2 separate regions of the Homo sapiens genome follow, and region 2 is linked to region 1. The links are chromatin loops, found by intact Hi-C in ENCODE. Cell type or tissue: dorsolateral prefrontal cortex. All regions are shown on one strand. Each heading gives the region's core, and the rest is flanking DNA. Links, peaks and the distances in the headings are about the cores only. Region 1 has its middle 100 kb from the start of ARHGAP42. Region 2 has its middle 55 kb from the start of ARHGAP42.

What was found. A loop is a pair of places that touch in the nucleus more often than their neighbours do. Peaks named below come from ENCODE experiments on the same cell type or tissue, not always from the same donor. Only the 100,000 strongest peaks of a DNase experiment are listed, where the experiment ranks them.
Region 2: a loop joins it to region 1, with 4 times the contacts of the local background. A loop is called at or near these places in 5 of 110 quality-filtered maps.

Annotation. Positions count from the first base shown.
Region 1 is chr11:100,577,288-100,593,288 of GRCh38, forward strand. No RefSeq gene overlaps it. Among named protein-coding and RNA genes, the nearest start is that of ARHGAP42, 100 kb to the right of the region's middle. In dorsolateral prefrontal cortex, for the core only: no CTCF peak of the experiment used is centred there; no DNase peak of the experiment used is centred there; H3K27me3 peaks cover 401 bases.
Region 2 is chr11:100,624,154-100,640,154 of GRCh38, forward strand. No RefSeq gene overlaps it. Among named protein-coding and RNA genes, the nearest start is that of ARHGAP42, 55 kb to the right of the region's middle. In dorsolateral prefrontal cortex, for the core only: no CTCF peak of the experiment used is centred there; a DNase peak (open chromatin) is centred at 9,128; H3K27ac peaks cover 1,304 bases.

The DNA.
Region 1 (16,001 bases), core at 4,443-12,442:
ATAAAGATAGAGGCTAAAGAATAAATGCTGACATACAAACGTGGTTTCAAATCCTGTTCCACCCTTTTACTAACTCTGTGACCTAAAGCAAGTCTTTTAGCTCCCCAACTTTGATTTCCTCTAAATGAAGCAGCAATGATAATACAGGCTACCACAGAGGATTGCTGTGCAGACCAAAGATAATGCCTACAATGCACTTAATGCAACAGCTGGCACTTAATACATGTTCACTATCATTATTACTATTATCACTTTCATGTAATGACCAACAGACCTGGAATACACTCCATGGTCCCAAGTTGGAGGCAACCAAGGTGGACACAGAGATCAGTTACTTTTATTGTTTCATGGTAGATGAGATCTGATGAAGGAGAATATGATGATCCTTTGGAAATAAAGGGATTGATGGTTACCCACAAGAACTTGGCTCCAATCTCTTCGCCATTCTAACCAGTAAATTTGTGTATTCTTTCTCATTCTGTCTCTCTCTCTCTCTCTCTCTCTCTCTGTCTCTCTCTGTTTCTCTTTCTCACTTCTCTCTGTTTCTGTCTCTCTCTCTCTATCTTTCTCTCTCATACTGTTGCAGAGTATCAGTGTGGGAGGGAATCATCATTTTTTTTTTCTTTAACAGGCATTCAGGAATGAAATGTGTTCATTTTATGTCTGTGTGCTGCTTTGGTATTTAATGCATATGTCTCTAGCATAATATCAAACTTCAGTCTCAATTTCCTGAACAATCTGTATATTTAGAAGACTGAACAATATTTCACAATAGTGTTTTTATTTTCTTAATCTTTTTTTTTAAGCATTTGCTCATAGCTGGAAAGGTGACCATAAAACCAAAACCAGATAGGAAAAACTAAGCCAAAGGAAAACCAAATTCTGATTACTAACAACTATTTAGATCGCATTTTATCAACTTATGATTCAATGATGATGAGCCATATTTTGATAAGAGAATAACATCTCAGACCAAGCTTCCCTCTCTAATATCATAGATATTTGTATCATGACAAAGGATGAAATAATCCCACACATTAGGGTGGAGAACTTATAGCTATTTTCCTTTCAGATTTAAAATTGCCTGTTTTAGTAGATCGGTATCATGTGTCCTTTGCCTTACTTAGAGAGTTACAAAATAGATTTCTCCTTCATAATCTCCTAGAGGGAAAGAACCTGTAAGAAGATCTGACCCTATTTTGCCTTCAGCTGACATATCTAGGCTATATTTGGTAAGCAGCAAAAAATCTGGAGTGATTTTTAACCTTCAACTGGTGTGAGAATGACGGACTAACTTTATTTGAAATGGAAGCCAAGTGAATATCTCAAAATTATGACGTCTTTCCTCCCTCCCCATGGTGAATACCACCCCAACCTCCTTTTTTCAAATTAAAGAGTTCTTGACACTCATCTCCCGATCAAATCCATTTATTTTCAGCTGATCTACTCCAAGTTGATCAAACAACTTCTTTGGTAAAATAAACTACTCACAAAGAGTTCATGGGTTGAGCATGAAAGAGAAGGAAAGCTGGGTAGAGAAGAAAGAAGGAGCAAGTGTTATTTGATGATTTATTCTGTTGTTTATTTTTTCCCTGTCAATACAATTGCAGCTAAGACTATGTTTCTGTCTCAGCGTATAAACTAGCTTTTCACAAGCAGCTTTATTTTAGTCATCTACATCACGAATTCATTTTTTGGCACCAGTTGAGCACACTAGCTCCTATTGAGACGAGCTACAGAGAAAGCAGGCCAGCGCTCCCTCTAACCTTGACAGTGGTTCAACTGAAATACTGTGGATGGAAATTCTACACAGATGCAGCATGTTTTTGTTCCTCCAGGGAATACCAGAGAGGGCTATGGAGTGAGTCACCTGGTGCCATTGCCTAGGAAGAAATGATCCCTGCATTACCTGCATTCTGGACCCACTACCTTGAAAGCCTTGCCTTGCTCTATAGAACAATGAGGGGACCCAGCTTCGCATGCAAACTGTTTAAGGCAGTAGTCATTGTCCTGACACTTCTGTGGTTTACTCTATGTCTCAACACTCCTTGAAGTATTTCTTTCACTCACATCACTCTTTAGACATGCCTTTGGTTTCTGAGCTTATACAATATTTTCCTATGATCAGCAGTGTATTAGTTAAGGCTCTCCAAAGAAACAAAAGCATAGGAGATAGATAGATAGATAGATACATAGATAGATAGATAGATAGATAGATAGATAGATAGATAGATAGATAGAGATCAAGTATATATATATATATACTTGATATATGTACTTGATATATATATATATAAGTATATATATACAGAGAGAGAGAGAGATGAGGAAATTTATTATAAAAATTGTCTCACACAAGAAGTCCTATGATATGCCATCTGCAAGCTGCAGAACCAGGAAAGCTAGTGGTATAATTCAGTCCAAGTCCAAAGGCCTGAGAACCAGCAGTGGAGGGGTCACTGGCTTAAGTCTGGAGTCTGATGTTTGAGGGCAGGGGGATTGATGTCTCAACTCTAGAGGAGAAAGTGAAAATTCATGCTTCCTCCACCTTTTTGCTCAATTTTGACCTTCAAGGGATTGGAAGGTACACAACCACATTGATGAGGGTGGGTGGATCTTCTTTACTTAGTCTACTGACTCAAATGCTAATCTCTTCCACGAACACCCTCACAGACACACTGAGAAATAATATTTTACCAGCTATCTGGACATCCCTTAGCCCAGTCAAATTTTCACATAAAATGAGACATCACAAGCAGGGTTGAGCTTCAGAAATTTAGAATTTCTTTCTTCAACAACAACAACAACAAAAAAGCTTCTTTTTTAGTCTTTCCAGTTGACTGAGATCTTCGAGAAAACAACTTCTAAACTTCTGTGTATAATCATCCGGCCTTTACTTAAACAGTTCTCACCTCAACCACCATTCTCCCACCAACCCACTGCCTAAGACTCCTACCTTCTTCCCTACACACCCTTAATTAAAGCCACACATCTTTCAGGCAGTGTAGCTCATCAAATATGATTGAATGCCTTCTCCATCCCAGGCTGGGCATTAAGCATTGCAGGGATGCAAAGATAATGAAAGCAGTCCCTCGCATTGATTGGTGTTCTATAGTGAATGCCTGCTTATAGAATAGGGGCACTTAATGTGGAAGCCTAAGGATGGGATTTGAGCAGACAGGATGATGACACAAGGCATGAATCTCCTGAATATGTGTGTATGTGTGTGTGTGTGTGTGTGTGTGTGTGTGTGTGTGTGCGTGTGTGATGAACATTTTTGTGGGGTGGGCAATGTCTTTCGTGGTGTATAGGAAACGCATACCACAAAACACCAGATATGTTCCCTGTCCTGTGGAATATAAGGCAGAAAGCCTTATATAGTGATGAGCAGATGGGGCAGAGTCAAAGAGATGGAAGGAAGTTTATGGTGGAGCTATCATTTAGATACTTAGTATCACAATTAATATTAAATATACCCCTTCTGCTTCCCCATTATTTTTTACTGTTGTCAGCTGTTAAAAAAACTTTAAGAAAAACATCTAACATAAACAAAATTTTATTTTTACATACAAAATATTTTTAAGAGCATATAATTAAAAGCATTAACATTTTCTTATGCCTGGTGGCTTTTTAAAAAAAAAGTTTTATAATGTCATTACAGTTTTACCTATTCCTGAACAAAGATGATTCAAATAGCACTCCCTGACAGATAGTACCTCATCAAAGCACCTCAGATAACTGTGGCAAAATGAAGGATACATACAGCATCAGAACCTTAAATAATCAAAAAATCATATAACTTTATTATATCCCATTTAGAAGGACAGAAATAATATAGTTATTGAAACCCTAATTCCCTCAGGAGAAACAAAAAGATGAATCAAGAATTACCTGTGTTTTGAGGCTGTTTTTCTAGTTTCATTTCAACTAGCAAAGTTAGGTGGTAACATGCTTTTTTGTTTTGAGCCAAAATTGTCGTTTTAGTTGGACTGACCCAGAGGCAAAGGGTTGGACTCTTACAGAGGCACTGGGTTTGCACAGGGCACCATTCCTGGTATTGTGTGGAACTCCAGCCGGACCTGCTGACTGGTTCAGGGGTCTCCTGCCCAGAACACTTCCTTAAATGTGAAACTGAGACACAAAAGTGGAACTACTTGCCAGTCAAGCATATTACCACATCACATTGCTTTGCACAGCCTCCTTATGAACCAAATGTTTGCTTACTGCCGGGACATGTGAGACAGAGCATCCTGGAGGAGTCACAGTTGGAACTGAGGCTTGAAGCAGTTCCAGCTTTCGGAGGACAGTGAATGTTTCCTCACCACATCCTGTTTATGACTTTGCGGAAGGCCCCCACCAACCTCATGAGGGTCCTTTTACCATGTGGCATTGAGCCTGCATTCCCCCCAGGACATCAAGTTCTATGACCCCGCTAATGCCTCCCATTCCGGCAATCTTAACATGCCTAAAACTAATCAAAATGCCAGCCTTTGTGATTCTCTCTTCTCTTTCCTTACTGCTATGTGCTCCCTCTCTCCTGAATTTTCTCTTCATTGCCTTTTATCTTTCCTAAGTTTTCCCCCTGTGAGTCTGCAAAACCATCTTTCATTGTAAACAAAATTCCCAACACCCTCCCAAACATGGCACAAAATGTGGTCTTCTCCCCCAACATCTGATTTATTCCTAGACCCACTATATCCTGGGAGACATTAAGCAACTTCACTTCCCTCACCATGTTGCCCAAACTCTATGGCATTTCATCAGCCATTCTTCCAGCACTTTCATCGTTCCAGCCACCTAGCTTCTCCACGATGGTGACTCTGTAAAGTCCCAGTCTTGGATCAACCCACCTACTTGTCTTCTCTACTCTTACATTTACTGAATATGGTTGCAGAAAAGTCATCCACCTGTTCAGGCGAGCACCATTACGATATCAAGTCTCTCCAAGTGTCAAACTTGACCATTTTCTCAAGCTCCCTTTTTCCCTTTTTTTCTTCTTCCTCTTTCAAGCTTCCTTTTAGGTTAATCTGACCTTCTAGTACACTAAGAAAAATCCAGGCTATAAGATTTATATGCCCTCAATTACTTGTAGCTGCATTGTAGTATGTTGGTATCAGAACCTCACATTCACCTCCAAAAGGGTATCCTTTTTGCTCTAGACTAACCTGTTTCCCTGTACTCTGATCTTCCCTTCTATCTCCTAAGAGGTGGCTTCATTATGTATATTCTCCCCTTTCTCCTATAGCTATGGCCATTCCCTCTCAACTGGCTCTTTTATGCCAACCCATGAATATATTCTATTCTCCAATTCTGTGGAGGAACCACGCAATTCTTATTAATTGTATATGATTCTCCCTCTAGATGTCATCCATTTTATCCCTTGAAATAGAGCTTCTTGAAAGAATAGATTTACACTTTATTGCTTCCATATCCTAACTCCTTTTCACCCCTTAGCCTATAGCAAACCATATCCTATCCCCAGAACCCCACTGACACTGCCCTCAGTGAGATCATCAATCATCTTCCAGGTGCTAAGCACAGAAGGCTTTTCTCAGTCATCTTCCTCAGCCTCTCCATGCCTTATGACTCTGTTAACCTTTCCCTCCCTTTACCTCTCTTGGCTTCCTTGATGTTGCTCTATCCTTACTTGATACCTTCTCTCTGGCTGATCTTTTCCAATTTCCTTCAAGGACTACTCTCTTTCTACTCACCCCTTAAATGTTGGTGTTCCCCAGGTCAGTGGCTCCCAATCTTTTTTACTTTGTAGTGTACATAGATAATGAAACTATTTATATAACATTCAGGGATAAACTGGACACTCCTTGGTGATATCTAAAGGGTGCCGGGTTAAAAGAAAAAGGAATTACCTTCATTTTATATTGTATTATTTATGGTAGGAAAAATAAAATAGAAAGAACTAGAAAAGTTTTTAAATGTTAAATTTGTTTGAAATTCCCAAATATTTTTTAATCTTTTTATTCTTGAAATGGCTATTCACAATTTCTTGTCAAGACTTTATCATCATAATTTTTTCACTGGGTAGTAAACATCAACAGGAAACTTCACTGTCACAGTAGGTGCTAAAAATATTTTTAACATTTGACAACCATTCAAATCTTTGCAACAGTTATTATATTTCAGGAATTGAATAGCTCTTCCTTTTCTTTCACTGACAAATGTAACATTAAAATTTCTTATGCAAACGTGAATTTCTAGTCTGACTGATCTGTTTCTTATCAAGGATTCCAAAATGGTGGCATTCTCATCTGAAGTACTTGCAGTACTCCAGACAATTTGGATTTCATACTGGCCATAAACTGACAGAATTATCCACAGTGTGTGAAGTCAGAGATTTGGGGTAGCCACCAAGAGTGACACCTACCTCCCTGTCTCGCCTCCCTACCACCCTCTCACCTTCCGTCTCTCTCAACTGGCCATACCTAGAGGTATTTGGGTACCTATACCATCAATCCCCCAGCAACACTACAGTTGGCAATTTCCACGCTGAAGAAAATGTCTGCAACAGATATTGAAATGGTAGATTATTTCTGAGTTTTGCAGCAAAGCTAGAAGCTAGAAGACCTTCATCATGCTAGCCAATTTCAAAGACAACCACATAAGCTGTTAGAAGCACTATGTTCCAACATCCCACTGAGGACCCCTGGAAATGGCTGCCACATCTGCAGGCAATCTGCCTAGGGATGCTGGACACTGCTTCTCCTATCCAACTTTCCTAAATGTGAAGGAATTACTATCTCACAGAAAATTGGTACCATGTTATACCAGGCAGAAAGCTCTGCCGTTGAGCTATGTCCTCAGCCCTCTTCCCATTATATAAAGTCTTCTAGAAAGAGGACATCTGTTTTTATGACTGCAACAGCCTCTTGTGTGTTGGTAATTCCTAGACCTAAATGTCTATGTTCTGAACTGGAGACCTGTATCAGGATGTTTCCATTTGGATGTTCCACGGTCTAGAATGTCCAAAATTTAACATACTCTCTTCCCTTACACTGAATTCCCCTTCTCAGTAAATGGCAACACCATGTTTCAGTTACAGAAACTTAAGAGTCACTCTCAGCCCTTCCCTGTCCTTCACCAACTATATATCATTAGTCATCAAATTGTGTCTACTTTGCTCTCAGATACATAGTTCCTTCTCTTAAGCCTCACAAAATGCCTTTACTGAATCACTAAAACCACCTCCAAGCTGATCTTATTATCTCCAGACTGCCCCTCTAAACAGCCAAACAGCCAGCCTCGTAATTTTTCTAAAGAGTAAATCTAATCATGTAACTCCCCAGCTTGGAGTCTTTAATAATACCCCATTATCTACAAGATAAAGCCCAAATTCCTTAACATGAAATACAAAACCCGCTTAAATCATCTCTCACCATTCCTTCCCCATATTCTACAATGAACTCAGTAGTTTTTTGAATGAGCCCTGCTTTCTTGTCTCCATGACCCATGGTGATACTTCTGCCAGAAATGCCCTTCCTTTCTACCCCACTCCATTTCCTCACTAGGATGACTGCCAGCTGTCTTTTCAAACTCAAATCAGCTGCCATTTCCTCTGGGAAGACTTGCCCAGTTATTCTAATCTCCATCACCTCTGCTGGGAGGATCCATTCTATTCTGTCCATGCTTATACTGCAAGGATTTTTATATCATCTGCTTTCTTTAATGTTTTAGAGAAAATTATAAAGATACACACACCTGTCACATAGTTCTTACCACCAAGGTCCCATAACATAGTGGTTGACCTAGACATCTGGGTATTGTAGAAAATAATAGAAAGCTCTTAAATGCAAGCATGAGGACAGGTTTATTTTTAAACTGTCTGTTGTATGCTTATGCAAGAGTCTTGATTTCATGACTAGAGGTGTCTCTTCTGAACAGCCAGCAGATGAACCAGCCTCACGTCCTGGCGCTCTTCACCCCACTTGCCCATTCACCCCTACCTTGTGCCAGTCCCCAAATTAGGCCAGTGGCTCCATCCCAAGTCAGTCCCCCTACAACTCTTTGCTATCCCCCTACACGTGTAGTCAATTTACAAATGGCACTTTCCTGAAGGAGGAGTCATTTTCGTACATTCCAAGAAGTTTCTGCTCCCTGGGGGCCTCTGGGTCAGTGGAGGGCATGAACTCATCACCATCCTGACACTGTTCTTATCCAAGGGTTTCTATCTGTGGCCATCCTCTCTCTGCCTCTGCTTGGCCAAAGGCAAGCACCAGGAAGTAACCCTACCACACAGTTCTATACTATCTCACTTTATCATTTAAGCCCAGAATAAAATCATAACTTGGTATAACCATTCAATATCCATTTGACTTCTGCCTTTTTTTTGCATGGGGGGTAGGGCTTCAGCACTTTTTATTTGCTAATGAGATTAGGCACTCAGTAAATGTTTGTTGAATAAGTAGATCCCCGGATATACAATGTGGAGGGTAGGTTTTCAGGAGGAAGGTTCAGATGAGAGGGTGAGGGGGTCCAGTACCATTCTCCGAGTTAGAAAGGACAGGAATAAAAAGTAGGTTTGGATATGGAAATGATGAAATCAGTTTACAGCATTTGGGATTTGCAATGACCCTGGGATGTCCAAAACAAGCAAAAAGCCTAGCAATTAGCCTTGAGAGGTGACTCCAAAGAGGGCTGACCTTTTCCAGGACACCATTGCATAATGTCCCTGGATAATAACCACATTTCCTACTGTGAACTTAATCACAACTTAGGGGAAAACCTATTAGCGTTATTCAGTAATGAAGGGAAGCATTTCCTGCTACTTGCTGATAGGTGAGAGTAGGTGACAGCCCAGAAGGATGAAAAGAGGAATCCTATGCTGAAGAAAAGATAGAAATAAAACATTTTATGATCTTATGATCATATTATCCAATAACAATAGACTATATTTTTAGCTAATCTTTGAACCACCTCCTTCTCACAAAGTTCTAAACAGGAAACAAAATGCAACATTTCCAAAATCTTGGCTCGATTTAATATTGGCATCATATGACTTTGACATTAGGGGCAAAGGAAGTAGAATGAGATGCAGGGAGGACTTTACAACAATTTCATTAAATGGTTCAAAAGACTTCCTTTGGCATTAATCAATTGTTTCAAGACAATAATTTGATGACTTAAGAATAAGTAAATCAAAAGCATATGTATCAAATTTTCCTTGAAGTATGCTAGGGTTCTAAAGTAAGGAAAACAGCATTTGGCAAAATTCAATCTGCCTTTGCCAAACCTAAAGTGTTTGAAAAAATAATTTGAGAGGTTTTGCCAAACCCCACATGCCTCTGTGTTCTTCCATCCCACCCAGATCTCCAAAAGTGCAAAACTCATACATCTACTCAGCATTCCAAATGACAGATTCCATCTCTGGATTGGCAGGCACACTTGTTATCTATTGCTGTAGAACAAATTACCCCAAAATTTAGTGACTTAAAAAAAAACATTATTTCACAGTTTCTCGGGGTCAGGAATTTGAGAGCAACTTAACTGTGGGGTTCTGTATCAGAACCTCTCATGAGGTTGCAGCCAAGATGTTGGTCAGAGCTGCAGTTATCTGAAGGCTTGACTGCAACTGGAAGATCTGCTTCCAAGGTGGCTCAGTCACATGTTGACAGGAGGCCTCAGATGCTTGCTGGCTGTTGGCATGTGAGCTCTGTTCCTTGCCATGTGGACCCCTCCATAGGCTGCTTGAGTGTCCTCATGACTCAAGAACCAGTGATCTAAACACAACGGCTAGGAGAAGGCCACAGTGCCTATTATTTTGTAGTCTCAGAAATCACACATCACCACTTCCACCATATTCTATTCATGAGAAGCAAGTCACTATGTTCAGCCCACACCCAAGGTGAGAGGAGATAGTCTCCACTTTTTGAATACTGTTGGAGAATTTACTGACTTTTTTTTTTTTCTTTGAGATGGCGTCTCACTCTGTTGCCCAGGCTGGAGTGCAGTGGCACGAACTTGGCTCACTACAACCTCCACCTCCCGGGTTCAAGCCATTCTCCTGCCTCAGCCTCCTAAGTACCTTGGACTACGGGCACATGCCACCACGCCTGGCTATTTTTTTGTGTGTATTTTTAGTAGAGATGGGGTTTTACCATGTTATCCATTACGGTCTCAATCTCCTGACCTCATGATCCACCTTCTCGGCCTCCCAATATTGACGTATTTTAAAACCACCACATCAGAAGATTCACTTTTACCTGCTTGTGTCTGCCCCAGTCTCTTGTATCACATGGAACCTCAGAAGGACTTAATCCAACGCATACAGAAAGTCCAGTAAAGGTCTAGTCCCAAACTGGTAAAAACTCTGGAGTCTCACCAGGTACTGCTATGGCTGTCTCCCCTCTGCCAGGCTTTTCAGAACTACTGCTGACTATTAGACTAGAACTGCTGAAGCACACACAGCACCAGTGCATTGCCTGAGGTCTCCATGTAGCCAACTTCAGAGAAATTGACTTTGTCAAAACACTACTCCCCATAATTACTACCTGATGGGGGCTTTCGTGAGATTCCTCTTCCTCTTAGCCCCTCATACAGCTTTTCTCCTCTGAGGACCCCTGTGTTCTGTACTCAGATTCCACAGGGACCTGATGTTCCTCATGGAACCCTCAGCTACTGTCTATCTTTGCAATTCCTTGGATTTCTAGGGGCTAATGAGATTGCTTTGACCTCTCTGAAAAGAAAAGATCTCATTCCACTCCCTTTTTGAAAGATCTTCCTCTTTTTGTCCATATATATATATATGGACTTACTTACTTCCTCAAAAAATAGCAGTAGAGAGAGAGAAAGAGAGAAACAGAAAAAAAAGATGAGAGAGACAGGAAGGAGAGACGGGAAGGAGGGGGGAAAAGTAAGGGAGAGAGAGAGAGAAAGAAAGAAAAAGGAAGGAAGAAAGGAAGGAGAGAGAGAGAGAGAAAGAACTAAAGAAAGAATGAATTAAAAAAGGAAAGAGAGAGAAAGAAAACAAAAGAAAAAACAAAAGAAGTAAAAAGAAAAGGAAGGGAAGAAAAGAAAGGAAGAGAAGGGAAAGGAAGAAAGCTTTTTCTACTAGAGGTCTGGACAGTGACAGTCTTAAGTCACAAAACATTCTGTCCCATCATAATCACAACACAGTCATAAGCCCCCTACAAATTTATAACTAAAGTGTGTAGGGAGTAAAACACAAAAAAGCAATACACCTCAGGACTAATAAAAACACAAGGCAATTTCAGCAATTTCATAACAAAACTTCTGCTAAGCTAGGTAACATTTTGCTTTTTTGGATAAAAGTAATAAATCTCCTTTCGTTTAAATGACAGGTGGTCGGGATTGTTCACTTGTACTTTTAGAAAATTCCACGTAGATTAGGGAGAGAAAGAAAAAGATCAAGCACTAAGATTAGGACCTAAATCTTTTTCAGCCAAGCAGAAGTTACATTAAAAACCCCATGTTTTCAGATTCTTTTGGGGTCCATGAATTGATGCAAGATTTCCCCCTTAGTGCAGGGATGCAGCAATACTTGTGTTGGAATTTACTGGCAGAGCCTTAGCCTAGTTCTGTAGCCAGTTTCTAGAATCATTTTTACAGTAAGGAAGGTGTTTGTACAGGAAGGATGTGGTGTCAGGAATGGGAGATTGGTTATATACAGGCAAAAAATGATAAAATTATTAAACATATTCAGGATAAAGGGAGCCAGTATTGTAAAGAAAGTTACAAATATGGAAATGAAAAAAATGACATTAAACCCTAGGGTGTTAGACTGAAATTGGAGATATCACTCTGATGCCATGGTGTTCAATATATGTAAATATAAATAAAATGTTTTAAATTCCTTAAACCTGGTCGGGCACGGTGGCTCATGCCTGTAATCCCAGCACTTTGGGAGGCCAAGGCAGGCAAATCACCTGAGGTCAGGAAGTGAGGTAGCGTGATGACTCCAGCTTTGTTCTTTTAGCTTAAGATTGTCTTGGCAATGTGGGCTCTTTTTTGGTTCCATGTGAAATTTAAAGTAGCTTTTTCCAATTCGTTGAAGAAAGTCATTGGTAGCTTGATGGGGATGGCATTGAATCTATAAATTACCTTGGGCAGTATGGCCATTTTCACGATATTGATTCTTCCTATCCATGAGCATGGAATGTTTTTCCATTTGTTTGTGTCCTCTTTTATTTTGTTGAGCAGTGGTTTGTGGTTCTCCTTGAAGAGGTCCTTCACATCCCTTGTAAGTTGGATTCCTAGGTATTTTATTTTCTTAGTGGCAATTGTGAATAGGAGTTCATTCATGATTTGGCTCTCTGTTTGTCTCTTATTGGTGTATAAGAATGCTTGTGATTTTTGCACATTGATTTTGTATCCTGAGACTTTGCTGAAGTTGCTTATCAGCTTAAGGAGATTTGGGGCTGAGACGATGGGGTTTTCTAAATATATAATCATGTCATCTGCAAACAGGGACAATTTGACTTCCTCTTTTCCTAATTGAATACCTTTATTTCTTTCTCTTGTCTGATTGCCCTGGCCAGAACTTCCAATACTATGTTGAGTAGGAGTGGTGAGGGAGGGCATCCCTGTCTTGTGCCAGTTTTCAAAGGGAATGCTTCCAGTTTTTGCCCATTCAGTGTGATATTGGCTGTGGGTCTGTCATAAATAGCTCTTATTATTTTGAGATATGTTCCATCAATACCTAGCTTATTGAGAGTTTTTAGCATGAAGATTCCCTCTTTTTTAATTTTTTGGAATAGTTTCAGTATTAATGGTACCAGCTCTTCTTTGTACATCTGGCAGAATTCTGCTGTTAATCCATCTGGTCCTGGGCTTATTTTGGTTGGTAGGCTATTTATTACTGCCTCGATTTCAGAACACATTATTGGTCTATTCAAGGATTCAATCTTTCTTATTCAGTCTTGGAAGGGTGTATGTGTCAAGGAATTTATTCATTTCCTCTAGATTTTCTAGTTTATGTGCATATAGGTGTTGATAGTATTCTCTGATGCTTGTTTGCATTACTGTGGGATCAGTGGTAATATCCCCCTCAATATTTCTGATTGTGTTTATTTGAATCTTCTCTCTTTTCTTCTTTATTAGTTAGCTAGCGATCTATCTATTTTATTAGCTTTTTCAAAAAAAAACAAACAGCTCCTGGATTTGTTGATCTTTTGAAGGGTTTCTCACGTCTCCATTTCCTTTAGCTCATCTCTGATCTTGGTTATGTCTTGTCTTCTGCTAGTTTTGGGATTGGTGTGCTCTTGGTTCTCTAGTTCTTTTACTTGTGATGTTAGCTTGTTAACTTGGGATCTTTCCAGCTCTTTAATGTCGGCATTTAATGCTATAAATTCTCCCTCTTAACACTGCTTTAGCTGCATCCCAGAGATTCTGGTACACTGTAACTTTGTTCTCATTAGTTTCAAAGAACTTCTTGATTTCTGTCTTAATTTCATCATTTACCCAAAAGACACTCAGGAGCATGTTGTTCAATTTCATGTAGTTGTATGATTTTGAGTGAACTTTTTAATCTTGAATTCTAATTTGATTGCACTGTGGTCTGAGAGTCTGTTTGTTATAATTTCAGTTCTCTTGCATTTGCTGAGGAGTGTCTAACTTCCAATTGTGTGATCAATTTTACAGTAAGTACCATGTGGCAATCAGAAGAATGTATATTCTGTTGCTTGGGGGTGGAGAGTTCAGTAGATATCTATTAGGTCCGCCTGATGAGAGCTGAGTTCAGGTCCTGAATATCTTTGTTAATTTTTTGTCTCAGTGATCTGTCTAATATTGTCAGTGGGGTATTAAAGTCTCCCACCATTATTGCGTGAGGGTCTAAGTCTCTTTGAAGGTCTCTAAGAACTTGCTTTATGAATCTGGGTGTTCCTGTATTGGCTGCATATATATATTTATGATAGTTAGATCTTCTTGTTGAATTGAACGCTTTACCATTATACAATGCCCTTCTTTGTCTCTTTGGATCTTTGTTGGTCTAAAGTCTGTTTTGTCAAAAACTAGGATTGCAACCCCTGCTTTTTTTGTTTTCCATTTTCTTGGTACATTTTCCTCCATCCCTTGTCTTTGAGCCTGTGTGTCTTTGCATGTGACATACTGGCGCCTTAATCTTGCATTGTAAGCAATGAATTTCTGTTGTTTATAAATTGCCAAGTTCAAGGTATTTTTTATAGTAGCAAGAACATTCTAAGACAGAGGAACAAAAGAGTAACTTTGCAGCGGAGAAGGTTGGCAGATATCACCTTGCTCAAGTAATGAATGCTAACAGAAACAATAATAAAGCAAATCAAAATGATGTGCCATCTAATATGATGCAAAGATAAAATTCAACATCATTTCTGTGATGTTCCAATTTAGTCTAATCTTAACCTAATCATGACAAAATCTGACAAATCTAGAATAAGGAATATTCTACAAAAACAAGAGCCTGTCAAAAGTGTCGAGGTCATGGAAGTCAAGCAAAGATTACAGAGCTGTTCCAGATTGAAGGCGACTAAGGAAAGATGGTAACTAAATGCAATTCCTGATTCTGGGCTGGACTATTTCCTATAAATGACTTTTATTGGTAAAACTGGCAAAACTGGAATTGGGCCTGTGGATTAGATAGTGATCCAATTTAACTTTCTGATTCTCTGGATTGTGTCATACTGGAAAAGACTCTTGCTTTTTGGAAATACACAATAAAGTATTTGGAGGTGATGAGACATCCTGTCAGAAACTTAGTCCCACATGGCTCAAGAACTAAAAGTTCTTTATATTACTCTTGAAACACTTTATACATTAAGATTCTTTTAAAACATATGATTTCTTAGAGTGAACCTTTTCCACCCAGTCTTTTTGTCTGACTTCCAGCATGTCTGATTTCTTTAGTATCATGCTGACACAACATGTCAATTTTTTTGTATTCTTAGGCTGCAAGGAAACACCCTTATTTATCTATTCATTCATCTATTAAACAAACACTTATTGATCACTCATTAGGTCCTAAGTAACTTGCTGCATTAAGGATCTAACTGAAAAAAAAAAAATCCAGCACCTTCCTCCAAGGAGTTTCAGGCTAATAGGGAGACAGAAAAATGAGCAGGTAATAGACGATATGACAAGTGATTATCTGTAGGAATACCAGGTGGTATGGAAGAACAGAGGGGAGGCATCTTAGGATGTGTTCAGGAAAAATGAGACCTGAAGGGAAACTAGGAATTACCTAGGAGGAAAGTTCAGCAGGTGTGTTGCCAGCAGGCAGAGGAAAGAACATGCAGAAGGCAGCCGGAAATGAAAAACAGGGAACATGACCTGTTGTAGATACTGCAAGCAGCAGAGAATAACTGAAGCAGAGAGTGTGCAAAGGGAAGGGTCAAGAGATGAACATAGGAAGGAGGGAGCCTAGGGGATGACCGGCTGCCCATGCCTAAAACACCTTCAGCACCTGCTACACCTATGTCTTCCAGGTTATTACAACCAGCTCTGGTAATCTAGTCACAGGACTTGTTGCACCCACATCAATACTCACACGCCTTCCAAGAAAGTGGCTCTGAGGAGAGCACGGTTTAGCAACCCTAGAACTGTTGGATATTAACAAAGTGAAGCACGTCATTTGCAGCAGCTTCCCTGACAATGTTAGGTTTCTTAGCCAAGTTTTGACAAGTGTTTTTTGAAAAGAGTTATTGGCATACTTGCTTGCATATCATCTTTCTTCCCAGGATAGAAAGATATTTACAAATGATGTCTGGCAACATAGAATTGGATATTTTTTACTCTCCCTAAAATACTTGCTCTATTCTAAACAGCGCATCGCAGTGCACTTCTCCTTGGCAACCTTGTGGTTTCCCTGAATACACATCCAATTACCCAAGTGGTTGCTATTGCACTGTGGCCTGTTTTCACTTTGGGTGGCAGGCCCTCAGTTCCCTGCTGCCCACTCAACAAGACATTCACTAATTCCAGAACTCCTGGGCAAAGAATTCCTTCAAATTAACCATGAGCTTTATTTTTAGTGTAAAAGATGTTTGCTTGATAAA
Region 2 (16,001 bases), core at 4,293-12,292, 47 kb after region 1:
TAGATCCTCCTGGCCAATCATGGTCCTTATGGTCTGATATGGTTTGGCTCTATATCCCAACCCAAATCTCATCTAGAATTGTAATCCCCAGGTCTTGAGGGAGGGACCTGGTGGGAGGTGATTGGATCATGGGGGCAATTCCCCAGTCCATGCTGTTCTCTTGATAGTGACTGAGTTTTCATGAGATCTAATGGCTTCTCTCTCTCTCTCCTGTTGCCTTGTGAAGAAGGTGCTTACTTCCCTTTCTGCCATAATTGTAAGTTTCCTGAGGCCTCCCCAGCCATACAGAACTGTGAGTCAAACCTCTTTACTTTATAAATTACCCAGTCTCAGTTCTTTAGAGCAGTGTGAAAATGGACTAATACATGATCCTTGTCTCATAAAATTCCTACCAGCTTTCTCATCACTCTCACAATGCTCTCATTCATACCAGAACGTATTTGTTTCTTTGCTTCTGCCCACACCTCACACAAACTTTCTCCCTTCTTCCCCATTATCACCTGTGGGAGTCATTACTTTAAATGCCCTTCTTTCATGAAACTATCCCACCAGTTAGAAACAGTTTTATCCTTGTACGAACCCCCAAATCATGTCTCCAAGTATCCTTTCTAATACACATGGGCATCCAGGCCTGGGGGTCCCCAACAGAGGAATATACAAAGCCCAGACTTATGGGCCAAGATAGCCACACACATATGTTCAAGGTAATTTCTAGTATGGGATGGAGCCAAGAGTTGAAAGAAAGCATAACTTTATTTTTAGCTTGAAGAATGTATTGTAAATATTTAGGCACATAGTATGTGGGTATGTGGGCCTCTTGACCTGGGCCCTGCAAATGTTAAGGACAGGCACAAACAGAATGGAAAATTTTGGAAAAATTGTGAACTCCTTGCTATTCCAAGTGTTCAAGAACAGATTAGGCAACCTCTAGGCTGGTGTTGTTTTCTTTCTCCTCCTCCTTCTTCTTCTTTTTAACCTTTTAAAATATAACCTTCTGGGGACCTAAAAGGCAAAGTTGTAATTTCAAATTCTCATTCCCCTCTGTGGTCTGTGCTGGAACGCAGCCGCATGAAACCTGACACCGAGCTCCCACACTCAGATCTGCAGCTCAGGGCTTGCCCTCACTGTCTTTTCACCCCACCCTTGACTACATCCCACACTATGTGGGACTTTGTATATGTGTGTTCAATATTGAAAATTTTACCTAAGCATAAAAAATTCCATCACCGAAAAAGATGTGTGTGTATATATGTAATATATGTATATATGTAATATGTGTATATATGTAATATGTGTATATATGTAATATGTGTATATATGTAATATGTGTATATATGTAATATATGTATATATGTAATATGTGTATATATGTAATATGTGTATATATGTAATATGTGTATATATGTAATGTATGTATATATGTAATATATGTATATATGTAATGTATGTATATATGTTTATGTATGTATAAAATTCCATCACCCAAAAAGATGTGTATATATATGCATGTATGTTTCTCACAGTGCAAAACTGAAAACAGCTAAGTATTCATTAATGAAGGATTAGTAAATGTAATATGGTATATGGTATGGCCATTTAGTGGAATATGATGTTAAAATCTTAAATGTAAATTTGATATGAAAAATATTCACATATTATTAAATTTAAAAGGTTAAATATAATATGCATAATATGTTCCCATGTTTGTTAAATGCATATTTAACATGAAAAACAGACACATTATCCTGTTAAATGTAAAAGCTGGTTAACTGTAGTATGTGCAATATAATCCCATGGTTGTGCTATGTGGATTATATTTTATAAGTGATTAATATATACTCTTATACACTCTCTCCTTCTCTCTCTCCCTTCTTCTCTCTCTCTCTCACACACATATACACACACACACACACACACACACTCAGAATATCTGGACTAAGATTGACTAAGAGGTTAACAGTAGTGTTATGTGTGGGCAGTGGGATTTCTGTTTATTTTTGGCTTTTTTGTTTGGTTGCTTTTGGCTTTGTCCTAACTCTATTTTCTATTTTTTGTAATAAACTATTTTTATTATTTACAAAAGATAGATATCCTTTTATTTTTATTTATCTATTTATTTTTGAGATGGAGTCTTGCTCTGTCACCAGGGCTGGTGTGCAGTGGCACGATCTCAACTCACTGCGACCTCCGCCTCCCCAGTTCGAGCGACTCTCCTGCCTCCGCCTCCAGAGTAGCTGGGATTACAGGCATGTGCCACCATGGCCAGCTAATTTTGTATTTTTAGTAGAGACAGGGTTTATCCATGTTGGTCAGGCTGGGCTCGAACTCCCAACCTCAGGTGATCCGCCTGCCTCGGCCTCCCAAAGTGCTGGGATTACAGGCATGAGCCACTGCGCCCGGCAGACATAAATAAAATAAAAATTATTATACACAGAGTCTAGGATGGTTATTTAGAAATGGGGTCATGAATGTTTAAACTGCAGCTGAGGCAATGAAAATGGAAAATAAGGGTAAAATGTGAGAGACACATTGCTTAGAAGTGAGTGTGAAAGGAGGGAACAAGGATGATTCCAAGAATAGTGAAAAGGTTAAGTTAGGAAAGTGGGAACTGATTTGAGAGTAGTAACTAGATTTGATTCTGAACATATTGGTTTAATTGGATGACAGAGAATTGTATAAGAAATGTATAAGACAGAGAATTGTACAGAAATATACAAGAGAGAATTTGAGCGTTTAAGGTGATGTCAGACTGGAGATATAGGCTCACAAATTTAGAAAAAATAAAACATATAGTTGAAGACCAATAACAGAGACCCAAGGAAAACAGAAAAAAAAGAAAGAAAATCAGAGCCTTGAAGAGTTCCCAAATTTGTAAGCAGAAGAGAAATCAATGAAGGATAAAGAGTTATTAAAGTCATAATTCATAAATTGATAACCCAGAGGGGAAAACAGTTCTGTACTTAAATAATGGAGTGGGTTAAAAAATTTTACATAGAGATATGCAAAGTTAATGTAGACTTGTTTTTCCAATATAACTTTTTTGTAAGCTTCCATTAAACTAACTACATTGGGAGGAGTAGGGACAGAAAGAGTAACATTAACTAGTATGTATCTGAGTCTTTTGGGCTTTTTCTTCCTCCCTCATCCCTTCTTAATTTGACAGCCAGGTAAAAGTTTTGTGAAAAACTGGGGTTTACATGAAGTCTGAGACATTTATGCACATCTCTTCCCAACTCTGTGTTCACTAACATGCTGATAACCGGAAATCAAGCATGGTGTCAGTATTGACTCCACAGCAATTATCATATGCTGTAAGTCAGAACTTTGTTTTGCGAGAGGAGGAGAGAAAGAAAGAGAGAAAGAGAGCTGGCTACACATTTAGCAGGACACCACACTTTATATGCCTAATGGCAGTGAGCAACATGAGATTCTCTTACTATCCTTTAGGTTCTCTGATCTCAGATATGTCCGTCATCTGCCTGGGCACTGGTCAGCTTGCTAACAGCCACTGAGAATGTCTGCAGCTGGTCAGTGCAAGACCCAGTCTCTTGGCTTAGGCAGAGCCCAGGGGTCTTTTCTTGCTGACTCAGCCTCACCTTACTCTCATCAGTAGTAAAGATAACTCTGAGACCCCCCTACAATGTCCTCACTAGGACCTCTGGCTGGAGAGTCTCCTGCCTCTGCCTTCTGCAGTGACCTGCTTCACTCATCTTCAGCAGGAGGCCTGCTGGCTATCTATTCTTCTATTTCCCTCCTCTCCCATAGGTCTTATAAAAATTCCTAGGACTTGTCTATGCCATTTGGAAACTAAAAGAGGTTCAAAACTACTAACTTAGTCTCTGTCTGCCCCAACACTCCACACTGTGATTTTCACTCTGATGCCACCCCTCCTCTAGTCGGTACTGTAGCATATTGGTGGTCTCGCAGAGTTCTGACCAGAAAATGAGGCAAAAGACCCTCTCCTTTGGCTTTTCCTCACATCCTATCGATCTACTAATCCTTCGCCACAAGCTCTAAGCCTAAAAGTGAAGCCATTCCACACATATCTGGCCATCTGTCCTCTTCCCTTTAACTATCTTCTTCCCACTCCTCCATCCAGAAGGGTCAGGCTTTCCTTCATAAGGCAAAGACTACGTTCCACCATCTCTTTAGATATCTCTACTATGGCCTATAGTAATCTTAACTTTCAACAAAGCCTGCTGCTCAAGACTATTGCCTTCCTAGGGGCCAAAATAAAATATTATTTAACAGTCAAAACAGAGTAATGTCTTTATCATTCTAATTTGCACCACCCTTCCCTTAACGCACCAAAACTCATTGCTTCAAAAGGTGGGAACCCTGGCCGGGTGTGGTAGCTCATGCTTGTAATCTCAGCACTTTGGGAGGCTGAGGCAGGCGGATCATGAGGTCAGGAGTTCGAGACCAGCCTGGCCAACATGGTGAAACCCCATCTGTACTAAAAATACAAAAATCAGCTGTGTGTGGTGGTGGGTGCCTGTAATCCCAGATACTTGGGAGGCTGAGGCAGGAGAATTGCTTGAACCTGGAAGGTGGAGGTTGCAGTGAGCCAAGATTGTGCCACTGCACTCCAGCCTGGGTGACAGAGAGATTCCATCTCAAAAAAAAATAAAATAAAATAAAATAAAAAAATAAAGAAACAAAAAGGTGGGAACCCTGGGGCAACCATATTTACAGGTCAGGTGTAGGAAAATCTGTAAAATATTTTTAATATGATCTCATTACGTAAGTTTTGGAAATGAGCTACTGAACAAAGTTAAACAGATTTCTTCAACTTAGAAAAAATTTAAGATTCATATACATTGTAAATTTCTAAGACAGGGATATAGTATGCAGCATTTCCCAAATTCATTTGATAAAGAAAATATTTTTCAAGGATCACCTTGTGGAATTAATTTTCTATGGAATAAATTTCTTTTGAAGACACTGAGTTACTCAAGAGAACCAAAATAATATTGTGACCGGAGAGAGAAGGGAGAAGAATTTTTCCAATGAAAAGAATAGCTTGTTCTTGGTGGTCTCCATGTGTCTCAAAAACCCAAAATTATTTCTGTTAGAGAAGGTAAACTGGCATTAATTAAACAGATCATCTGAACATAATCATGTGCTATTTATGACAATGTTAAGGGCTTTTGGTAACTTCATTATTGATTTTTCTGCCATGAGCACTTAATGATTGAGTAGGCTATTCCTTAGGGCTTCAATAGTAACTTCACAGATTGAATATGTTAATAGAACTGTAAAAGTGATTAGTTTAATCCTGTTGAGCGATTCGTGCAATGGGAAAACCTGAAAGAAGGCAGCTCTGTAAGGGATTAGACTCTCTATTATCTGCTTTACAGATTACCTTCCCAGAGCTAAGAGCACTGTTTAACATTCATCTTCTCTTACTTTCTCACTTGCTTTTTCTTACTGTTATCCACAACCCAATAGGCACTAGATGGAGAGACATTCGGTTGCTATTATAACAGATTTTTATTTTAATATCTGTAACTATTCTATTATCCTACTGACATTCAAATTAATCTACACAACTCCAAAAAGTGGTCAAACATGAAGAACCTGAGGCAACACAGATTGACTTTTGGTAGTGTGGTCATGATGTCCCCAAAGTCAAAGTTTGGATTGAATTTTCACTGGAGCCACATCTTTGCTATTCCACTGGGTGTCCCCTTCACTCCAAGGTAAAGCACCAGAGCCATAGCTCTGTCTTCTTTGCCTCTCAGCTCCCTTGGATGACTCAGATGGACATGACGTCTGGGTGCCTACCTCTGACCCAGCCTGTCCCCAGTGGGTTGCCATGGAGAGAATAAGCTGACTATAGGCCCAACTTCACCAAAAAAGAGCATTTTGAACAGTGCTTCACAGCCTGCCAGAGACAAGGGAAAACAGAATAAACACTTTTTAGTATGCAAGACATTCCTTGCAAAAATATTAAATTTTTTTTAACCATCTTCTGCTACTCTATGGCTGGGCATGTAAAAAAGTTAACAGATGATCTCATGGCTTGTACACAGATAACATAAGTATGGCATATATAATATACATTATAAGCCATAAAAAGTTTATAAATATAAGCATGGCTATGCAAATGTTATACAGATGTGTATATTTAAATATCTATTTCTTTTTGAATTTACAGATTTCTAGCTGAATGACAATGTTCCATTAAAAAAGAAGGAAGCTTGTCTACTCAGAACACAAAGAGAGCCCTGGCAATGGGTGTTACCAAACTCAAATGCAATCTAGACAATCTACCTTGTCATATATGAATTCCTATAATATTTTTCAAAAGTAGGGTGATATTATCATGACAATAAAGTATAAATTCATTTAAAAGAATTACTGATACCACAGTATCTTTGTGTTTATTATGCAATTTTTAAATCAAAATGCTAAAAGTGCAACTGTTTTCTGGAGAATCCATGAAATGTTCTGACATGAGAAGGAAGGTTATAAAATAATGAAATTAAAGGTGTTACAATTTTCTTCTTTTCACTTGTCTTCATTTTCTAATTTTTCTAAAATAAGCATATGATACTATTATAATAAGGAAAAAATGTTTTACTCAAAAAATTTGGAAGCCATTACAATAGGTATCAGGACTCAGGTAATTAAATAGGGTAGGTGCAGGGATATTTGGTTTGAAGGTGTTCCAAGCAGATGACCCAGCCCAGAAAACAAATCACCAAGATTTGGGGAATAGGCAAATTTGAGAGAAATTTTTAAGGGAAGGGAAAACTTAGCAAGTGGAAAACTGAGAAGAGAAAGTGTTCAGTAGTTTAAATAGCAGGAATCAGGGCGCAGAGGCAAGGTTCTGCCTGGTAGGCCAAAGGTTCACTGTGTCAGTTGGCAGCACCCACATGTTCTGTAGGTAGTTAAAGACACACTGGTTAGGAATGTCCAGGTTCAGCAGAGCCATGAATGCGCAACACACATAGCATTTAGGGAATGGAGGGCTACTACAGATGTTTTGATCCAGACAGTGACATGTACAAATGAGAAGGTCAGTGGGATAATAAACAACAAGAGAAAAAGAGAGAGCAGCTGTAGCCAGGCTTCTGTTTCTCATGTGAGAGATAAAGCAGACAATAACCCACACAACTAGACTGTTTCCATGAGGAACTTACAGGAAATTCCCAGTCACCTGTGGATTAAATGATAAAGCCTCTTGATCTGCTTAAGGACATTCAGTAACTTGCCCGCCACACTCTCTCTTCCCCTCAAATCCCCAGTGCTCCTCTCTCTACTCATCTTAGGCATGAAATTAAGGTCTCCTTGCTGTCCCCTAGGACTCCAGGACCCTCCCCTTTCTGAAATGCCACTGCAGGCGTTTTCACCCCTCTAGTGCAGTGCAATTCCAAGAGCTCGCTGAGGAATGGGGCAGGCTGTCTGTGGAGCAGAAGACAGGAAGGTGTTCTAGGCAGGTGGTCCAGGCTGGAAAACAGATCAGAAGAGGGAGAAAATAGTACTATGTCTCAGACAATGAACTCAGCAGATACTCTGAAGAGAGCCAACTTTTCATGAGGGGTGAGTAGGAAGATGGCAGGCATAAGATGGATCATTTAAAAGTGGCACTTGCCATCAAACTAGCAAATAGCCAAGTTAGCTGATATGAATTTCACCTCACCTCCTTTTTTATCTTTTTCTTTTATTCATTCTTGCATTCAATGTACATTTATTGAATATTTAATGTCACCCCAGAACACAAGCCCCTTGCTAGCCATAGGAAACTGCTAAAATTTGAGCACTGCCTGGAAATCGTGCTTCTGTATAACTTTATTTGTTAATGTATATTCCTTTCTTTATAACGGCAGCCTTAACAAATCACAAATATATTTGTGAAATTCTCCCATATATACCAAAAGATTGCACCTCTGTTGAGATGCATAAGGGGCATAATGATCATTAAAAAATAAAATGGGTCTCAAACAGATTGACCACATATGAGCGATAAAAGTAGGAAGTGAACAAGTCTGAATCCCCATTCACATCCCATTTTATGTATGAAGTAAATACTTATGAAGTGCATAGCCTGCAAGATAAAACATGGGAAATTTTCTACAAGAGGAAATTGGATGTCTTGATGAGCCTTAAAGGATTTAAGGTATAGTCAAAAAAGAGGAGCAAAGCTCTGGATTCTATACTTCCTTGTGAAAAAGAGCAAATCTTTTGTTTAAGTGCCTTGCACATAATAGGTCTTCAGATATTTGTGAAGTGAACCAAACAAGCCAGATACCGAAAGCATTTCATTACATAAGTTCCAAAGAACTCAGGTACAACCAAAGGAATGGAGGAAGAAGAACTCTAAAGTGACTAAGATTAAGTTTTTGCTATTGGAGAGAATGGAGCTTGCAATGAATAAATGAAGTTGTATTTCTTTGCCCCCTGACATTTGGGACTGAGATTCACATCTGCTACTATACTTTCACATATATTATTTCATTTGCTCTTTATAGTAACCCTGTGAGAAAAGTATAGTGGACGTTATTATTATCACTATTTTACAGAGGAAAAAACTGAAGTCCAAAGAGTTTAGGACAAGGATTCAAATCCAGAATTTTTGCCCACTTTTTCTTCTAGCTAGCACATAATTTTGTCCTGCTCTGGTCAACTACTTCCTCCAAGAGCCTAACCTTCAGGGCACGGTGTTTTCTTGAGAATGTATGATTTTCTCTCCCAAGCCTCATCCAAGTTCTCAGTTTTGCCCTTTGGATCTCTGGAAAAAGATGGAGTTTTGTTTTGTTTTGTTTTGCTTTATTTTGGCTTGGTTCCAAAGGTTTCTCTGTCATAAACATTGGAAGGCTTGGCGATGAGCTATTTTGGAACTTCAGTGTCATAGTCCAAAGGAAAGGCAGAAAGCACTAGGGAAGTGAAGGCTGGAAAAGCAATAAACCTAATTACAGAGTACAAAGAGACATGGTGAACTTGTCCTTGATTCTATCTACTGTCCATATCCGTGAGGACTCATTCCAGGGAGGAGACTGCAGCAGCAGGCGAGGTAGTGAGACCAATTGAAGTCACATGGCTGCAGCATGAGAGTTTCAGAGATCAGTCTGTTGGAAGCAGGACTCCAGCCAGAACCAGCAGTTGGAAATACACACATTAGAGTCTAGCTATGAAAGACGGAGAATTTCTCTGAGCTTGGCATTCTGCCAGGGCCCCGGATAAGTGTGTTGATATTTAGGGCAGTGTTGCATTCCAACCAGGGACAAATGTACCCAGTAGAAAACAAAGTAGCCTGGGCCACATCCACTTAGTGGGCACCTGGGGCTGACTGTCACCTCAAGAACATGTGACACTGGTCCTTGAACAGCAGAATTTAAGTTCCAACATAAGAAGAATGGCCAAATCACACCGGAAAAAAGAAACACAGAGAAACAATATTGAGAGGACGGGGCTCAGAAATGGGGAGAGGAGGAGCCAAGTGCTTGTTTTTAGTAACAGAAAATAATTAGATATTGTCAAAGAGTGATCAAGAATTCGAAATAAAAATACTTAGAAATACAAAGATGAATACCAGAAGGAAACAGAACAAAAATTAGTTACCTCTAGAGAGTGAAACTAGAAGATGTTTGCAGGGAGGCTGCTAGTTTTATTATATGCCTTATAGTACTATATTTTAATTGTGGCCAAATATACACAACATAGAATTTACCATTTTAAGTACGATTCAGTGGTGTGAAATACATTCATATTCCTATGCAATCATCACCACTATCTGTTTCCAGAACTTTTTCATCAAACTAAACAGAAGCTCTATACTGCACCCATTAAATAACTCTCCACACCTGCCTTTCCCCAGTTCTTGGTAACGTCTATTTACTTCTGTCTCTGTGAATTTGCCTATTCTAGGCACCTCATGTAAGTGGAATTATACAGTATTTGTCCCTTTGTGTTTGGTTTCTTTCTCTTAGCATAATGTTTTCGGGGATCATCCATATTGTAGTATACATCAGAATTTCATGCCTTTTATGGCTGAATAACATTCCATTGAATGTATACATTTTGTTTATTCATCTGTTGATACACATTTGGGTTATTTCCAGCTTTTAGCTACTGTGAATAATGCTATGAACACTGGTGCCTAAGTATTTGTTTGAATTCCTACATTCACTTTTTTCTTTAACATATCTCCAAGCATTATTTTATGTAAATTTGTTTCAAACAACAGTTAAGAATTGAAAAAAGAAAAGATAGGAGGGATGAAGGAATGAAAGAACAATGGACAAAGGAATGAAAGAACAATGAACAAAGGATGAAATGAGTGGGCTGAACCTGTAAGTGAAGGATCCAGATTATTTAGTCAAAATGCCACGGTGTGTTGGGGACAGGAGACAGTGGCAACCCATACTCCTCCCAGCCACACTCCCTTAACTCCACCCAATGCAAGAGTGGATGGAGACTCCAAGACCCAAAAGTGAGATAAGCACTCTGGGTTCTGAATCTACATACTAGCTGTGGGAATATAGGCAAATTACTTAACCTCTGTCATACTCAGTTTCCTTAGCTGGTAAAATGTTTAAATATCCTCCTCTATTTTTATTTCTGCCAAGCCTGCTAACAGCTCTTTCTGAGATTTCTTACATTTAATATTAATAAGTGTTAAGAAACGGTATGCCTATATTATGTCTACATTTTAGAGATAAAGAGATGAATAAATATGGTCCATGCTCTCATGAGGCTTACACTCTCAGAGAAAGATGGTCTTGGGTACAGGCAAGTGCAAGAAATTGTGTGCTGGCACCAGTGGCCACATCACTCAAGGATGGTCAAATCTACTCAGAACTAACGTGTTACATTGAACATCAGGTTGCTTCATCCTCGTGTGTGTTCTGATCGGCTAATGCCTATGCTGTACTAGTTGTTGTATTTACTATTTTCAGTATCACCCTGATTTCACTTGCATGTGTCAGGAAAGGTGTCAGAGAAGGAACACCCAAGCAGAGTGCTGACTGCTCAGTGTCATCAGCCAGGCATGAGGAAGGTCTAGAAGGGCACTTTCCAAGCAGAGGGTCTGGAGGTGTTCTTTGCAGCTGAAACACAATGTCAAGGAACAGAGCTCACCAACTGAGGAGGCTGGAGAGAAAAGTAAGGGCCAAGGGTCACCAAGTAACAACTGCATCAGGAATTCAGGTGAGAGTGGAGGGTCTCCTAAGACTGCCAGAGCAACAGCAATAAGGGTAGCAATCAGAGGACCCCTGAAAAGAGCCCAGTGGGGGTAAAAATTGCCGAGTCATTGTTGACCTTTGCCAGTGGCAAAGTGAAAGACTTATTGCTGACGGCTGAAGATTAAATGACTTAAATTCCATACCATATGCTCAACCCTATGTTTCTTCCAGTCCTTCCAGAGTTCTGAGGGTGGCTTACGTGTTTCCTAGTAACTTCTAGCCCTGAGGTCCCACTTAGGTTGAATTAGTTCAATTTATAGATATTTTCATTGTCCTGTGCATACCTCACACTGAACCAAACTTTCAACTCTCAATTAATTCTGATCTGGCTTTCCCCACTCCAAGATAGTACCAAAGTTCTATTGAGGTGGTGGGCTCCCTCACCGAGGTAAGTGATACATCATGTCTTATTAAAAGGTTGTGTTAGTGATATGTGGGGACCCAGCATTCAACAGCACCAATCCAGCCATAGAACTGAGACCTTTTCCTTCATTCACAAGCACACATCATTAATACATGGTGTTTATATCTATAGCTGACATCACTAGGTTTGTATTTTATGTCATAATACTGCTCAGATCCCACTCATCTTAAAAGTCGTTGATTTCTCCCTTATCCTGGACTCTTGCAGACAGGCTCCTCCCCTCATACTCAATTTGGCCACCAAAAGCAAAGCAATGTGACTCTCTAACCCCTCCCTGCCACCACAACCACTATCTCCTGTCTCAGGGTCTACCTTTGCAAATCCAGGGACCCTGTAATTAAGAGCCCTGCTGAACTATGGACCTCTGCCCTTTAACAGTCCAGAAAATCTGCTGAAGGTCTTAACATTTTTGTCCTAAGCTTCTTTACAAGAGAAAAATAGCATGGATATTTATTTACTCATTTGATCTAGTAAACTTAGTAAAAGTCCTTAAGCAGGCCGGGCATGGTAGCTCATGCCTGTAATCCCGGAACTTTGGGAGGCTGAGACGGGTGGGTCACCTGAGGTTGGGAGTTCGAGACCAGCCTGACCAACGTGGAGAAACCTTGTCTCTACTAAAAGTACAAAATTAGCCGGGCATGGTGGCGCATGCCTGTAATCCCAGCTACTCGGGAGGCTGAGGCAGGAGAATCGCTTAAACCCAGGAGGCGGAGGTTGTGGTGAGGCGAGATCGTACCATTGCACTCCAGCCTGGGCAACAAGAGCAAAACTCCACCAAAAAAAAAAAAAAAAAAAAAGTCCTTAAGCAGAAGTGGCTCTAAAACATTTTAGGTTTTAAATAATAAGTTTCTTGTATTTTTTCTATTATACTACTATGTATAACAGCTCTTATGGACAAAAGTGTATGTTCAAGGGAGCATAAAGAAGTTATTCAAGTCGTCCCGTTGGGGTCTGGAAAAACTTCCAGAGGAGCTAGGATATGAATGGTGAATTGGCCTTTTGTGGCAGAGGCAAGAGTATTTCAAGGGTTTGGGTTCACATAAGAATAATAACCATGACTACATTTTGAGCATTCCGAATATCAGCCCTGCTGTAAGCATTTTCCTTGAGTTAAAACCTTTTAATCCTCTCAGCCACCAGGAGAAATGCAATGTACTGAATGTTTATGTCCCTCTGAAATTTGTACATTGAAATACTGACCCCCAGTATAATTGTATTAGGAGATGGGGCCTTTGGGAGGTAATTAAATCATAAGGGTGGTGCCTTCATGAATGGGATTAGTGCCCTTATAAAAGAGACTCCAGAGTGCTCTTTTGTTCTTTCTGTAGATGGCAGTCTGCAAACCAGAAAGGGCCCTCCACACTGGCACCCTGATCTCAGACTTCCAGCCTCCCAAACTGTGAGGAATAAAATTCTGTTGCTTATAAGCCACCCTGTCTGTGGTACTCTTATAGAAACTGACTGACTAGAACAGGAGGTCAGTACTATTTTAGTTTTGCAGATGGAGAAATTGAGACACAAAGGTATTAAGTAACACACTCAAGGTCACATATGTAATTTCTAGGGTCCAGGATTCAAACCCAGGTAATGAAAGTCCACACACTGAATCACAGTGCAATGCTTCCTTCTAATGAAGAAACAAAATGAGATAAACAATGAGCTAAGGGCTGAAGCATCAGGCACAAGAGAAATAAAGAAGGGAGATGAAGCTGTATAGGATACCCATCTTCCATATTTGGGATTTTGTCATTTATAGGTTTTCTAGACATGTGTTCCTTCTCAATTGTTTCAGAAAAAGAAAAGAGTGTAGTTCAGGATTGTTATTTAATGCTAGAATAGGGAAGGGGTCCTGTTACAAGTTTAGATCAGCAGAGACCCACATGATGCATGAGAACAATTGCAGGACTGGGAATTAGAAGACTGAACGCTGAAACACAGAGCAAGCTCTGCTCCGTGATTTGGTCAAATCTCTTAACTCTTTGGCCTGCAGTTTCCTCACAAAAAAAAGTCAGGGTTTGAACGGAATTGTCTCTGAAATCCCATCAGGTTCCACGTCCTCATTGCCTCCTGCGGGCATGCACTTGGACCTCTCTGCTCGCCGGCTGCCAGCTGAGTTTCTCATGTTTGTGCTTTCCTACTCCTCCTCTCCCTCTGCTTTATCCCATCTGTTCGCTCCCACTGTTCTGGCACCATCTGTTGTTTTCAGATGTCCTGATAGCTCAAGAATGTGTTTTAACATGGGAAGTTTCTCCTATATGAGATTAAGCCCTCCATAGGAAGGATGTTTTGCTAATAAAAAAAAGTCACAAATGGCCGGGCACAGTGGTTCACGCCCGTAATCCCAGCACTTTGGGAGGCCGAGACAGGCAGATTATGAGGTCAGGAGATGGAGACCATCACGGCCTACATGGTGAAACCCCGTCCCTACTAAAAATACAAAAATTAGCTGGGCATGGTGGTGGGCACCTATAGTCCCAGCAACTCGGGAGGCTGAGGCAGGAGAATCGCTTGAACCCAGGAGGTGGAGGTTGCAGTGAGCTGAGATCGCACCACTGCACTCCAGCCTGGCGACAGAGAGAGACTCCGTCTCAAAAAAGAAAAAAAGTTGCAAATGTATTCTTCCATCAAGGTAGTATTCTGATAATCTCAGTACTTCCTCTTTATGGTGTTTATGATATTAGAAGTAAACAGTCACAGTTAAGAGTTGTACATAAGCAGAAAAAAAAAAACTTTGTGTATATTTTCCCAGACTCATACATATTATTAACTATTTATTGTTTATTTTCACATCCCAATTGCTAAGAAATTTGTTAAAACTCCCTTATTAATTGTAAGATTTGTTTCTGAGAAGTAACAAGAAGAGTGAAAAATAAAAAGCAAACCAACAGGTAGAGGAAATGTGAGAAATCTTGGATAAATTGTGTCCAGAAAGAATGGATCAAATTTTGATCTTAGAAATACATGCCTCATTTTATTTCATATTTATTTTAGTTCTGTAAGAAACTAAAACTATGCAGTAATTGTGCAAGAACACTCTAAACCACATTTGAGAAATGCAAAGTGCAGTGTAGGGCACGATGTCACTAACCTTCAGCATAACCTTAACCTCATGGAGTCCCCATACACAGGGTTGTTCTCCCCATCTTAGATGTGCTACTAGCTAAAAGTCATCCAACCTGGTCATGGCCTAACATCTTCTGGAACTGGGGATTACAAAGAATCTAAAATTCCATTCTCTCTATTGTTAACATAACCCTTGAGTCCAGATTACCTCTCTCTTCAGGGAAATAAATTCATAGGAGTTGCAGGACAAGGAACAGATCACAAACACATTTCTATTTTATTCCTGTCTCATGGAAAAAGAGCAAGCTAGAAATGTAAACGTCAGTGAAACATTCCTCGGACCTTAGATGAGAGGTGTTACATAAACACGTTTTCAGCTGAGCCTGAAAAATTTGTTTACTTACAAACTTTCTATACAACCCTGACGGCTTTCCAGGAAGTAGCCTCTCTCTTCATTAGAAAATTCTTCACAGGACTTGCTTCAGAGCCTGCCCGCTCTTGTTTTTCAGTTCTCTTGACATGTGACCCATTCTTTGAGAAGCTTGTTTGTTTATGCTGCAGTGCATCATCCATTTTCCCACTGCCAAGGCGGCTCTGCTCTCATGTGAATCAGAGATCGCTGGACTGCTCTGACCTAGAGGTCCGCACACGGCCCCCTCCCCAGCTTCTCCTAACTGCAGCATTTGCTCTTCTGTTTTCTTTGACTTCCTGTCTTGCCTCCTTCCTCCCCTGTACTCTTTCTTTAGTCCCAAACCTCCCTACTGTTTGTCTCTCTGCTTGATTCACCTTTATTTTTTATTGTATATATTTAAGGTATACAACATGATTTTTCTATATACGTAGTGAAATTGTTACTACAGTGAAGCAAATTTATATGACCATCATCTCGCATAGTTACTCTTTTTGTGAGTGTGGAAAGAGCACCCAAAATCTACTACTCTCTTAGAAGGTTTCCAGTGTACAATATAATGTTATAATTATCGTTGTCATGTTGTACACTAAATCTCTAATTTTAATTATGCTATCAAGAGATTACCTCTCTTCTCACCTGTCAAAATGAGTGGAAATTAAGTCCCCCTAGTCTCTCCCATTCTTCTCTAATCTCCCCAGCTGGCCCCAGCCTCGCAAACTAAAAGAAAAAACAATTTCATCAAGCTCCTCTGGGGCGAAACAATGAATAAGATATTGTTCAGCTTTACATCTCAGAAACCCTTCCCCCAGTGATTTGCAAGCAGTAACTTATGTTTAATTAGCTCTTGGATTGAATTTGGAGTCATTGGTTTGGCCAGATAATGAAGTTCCCAATTAATGTCACAATATAGATT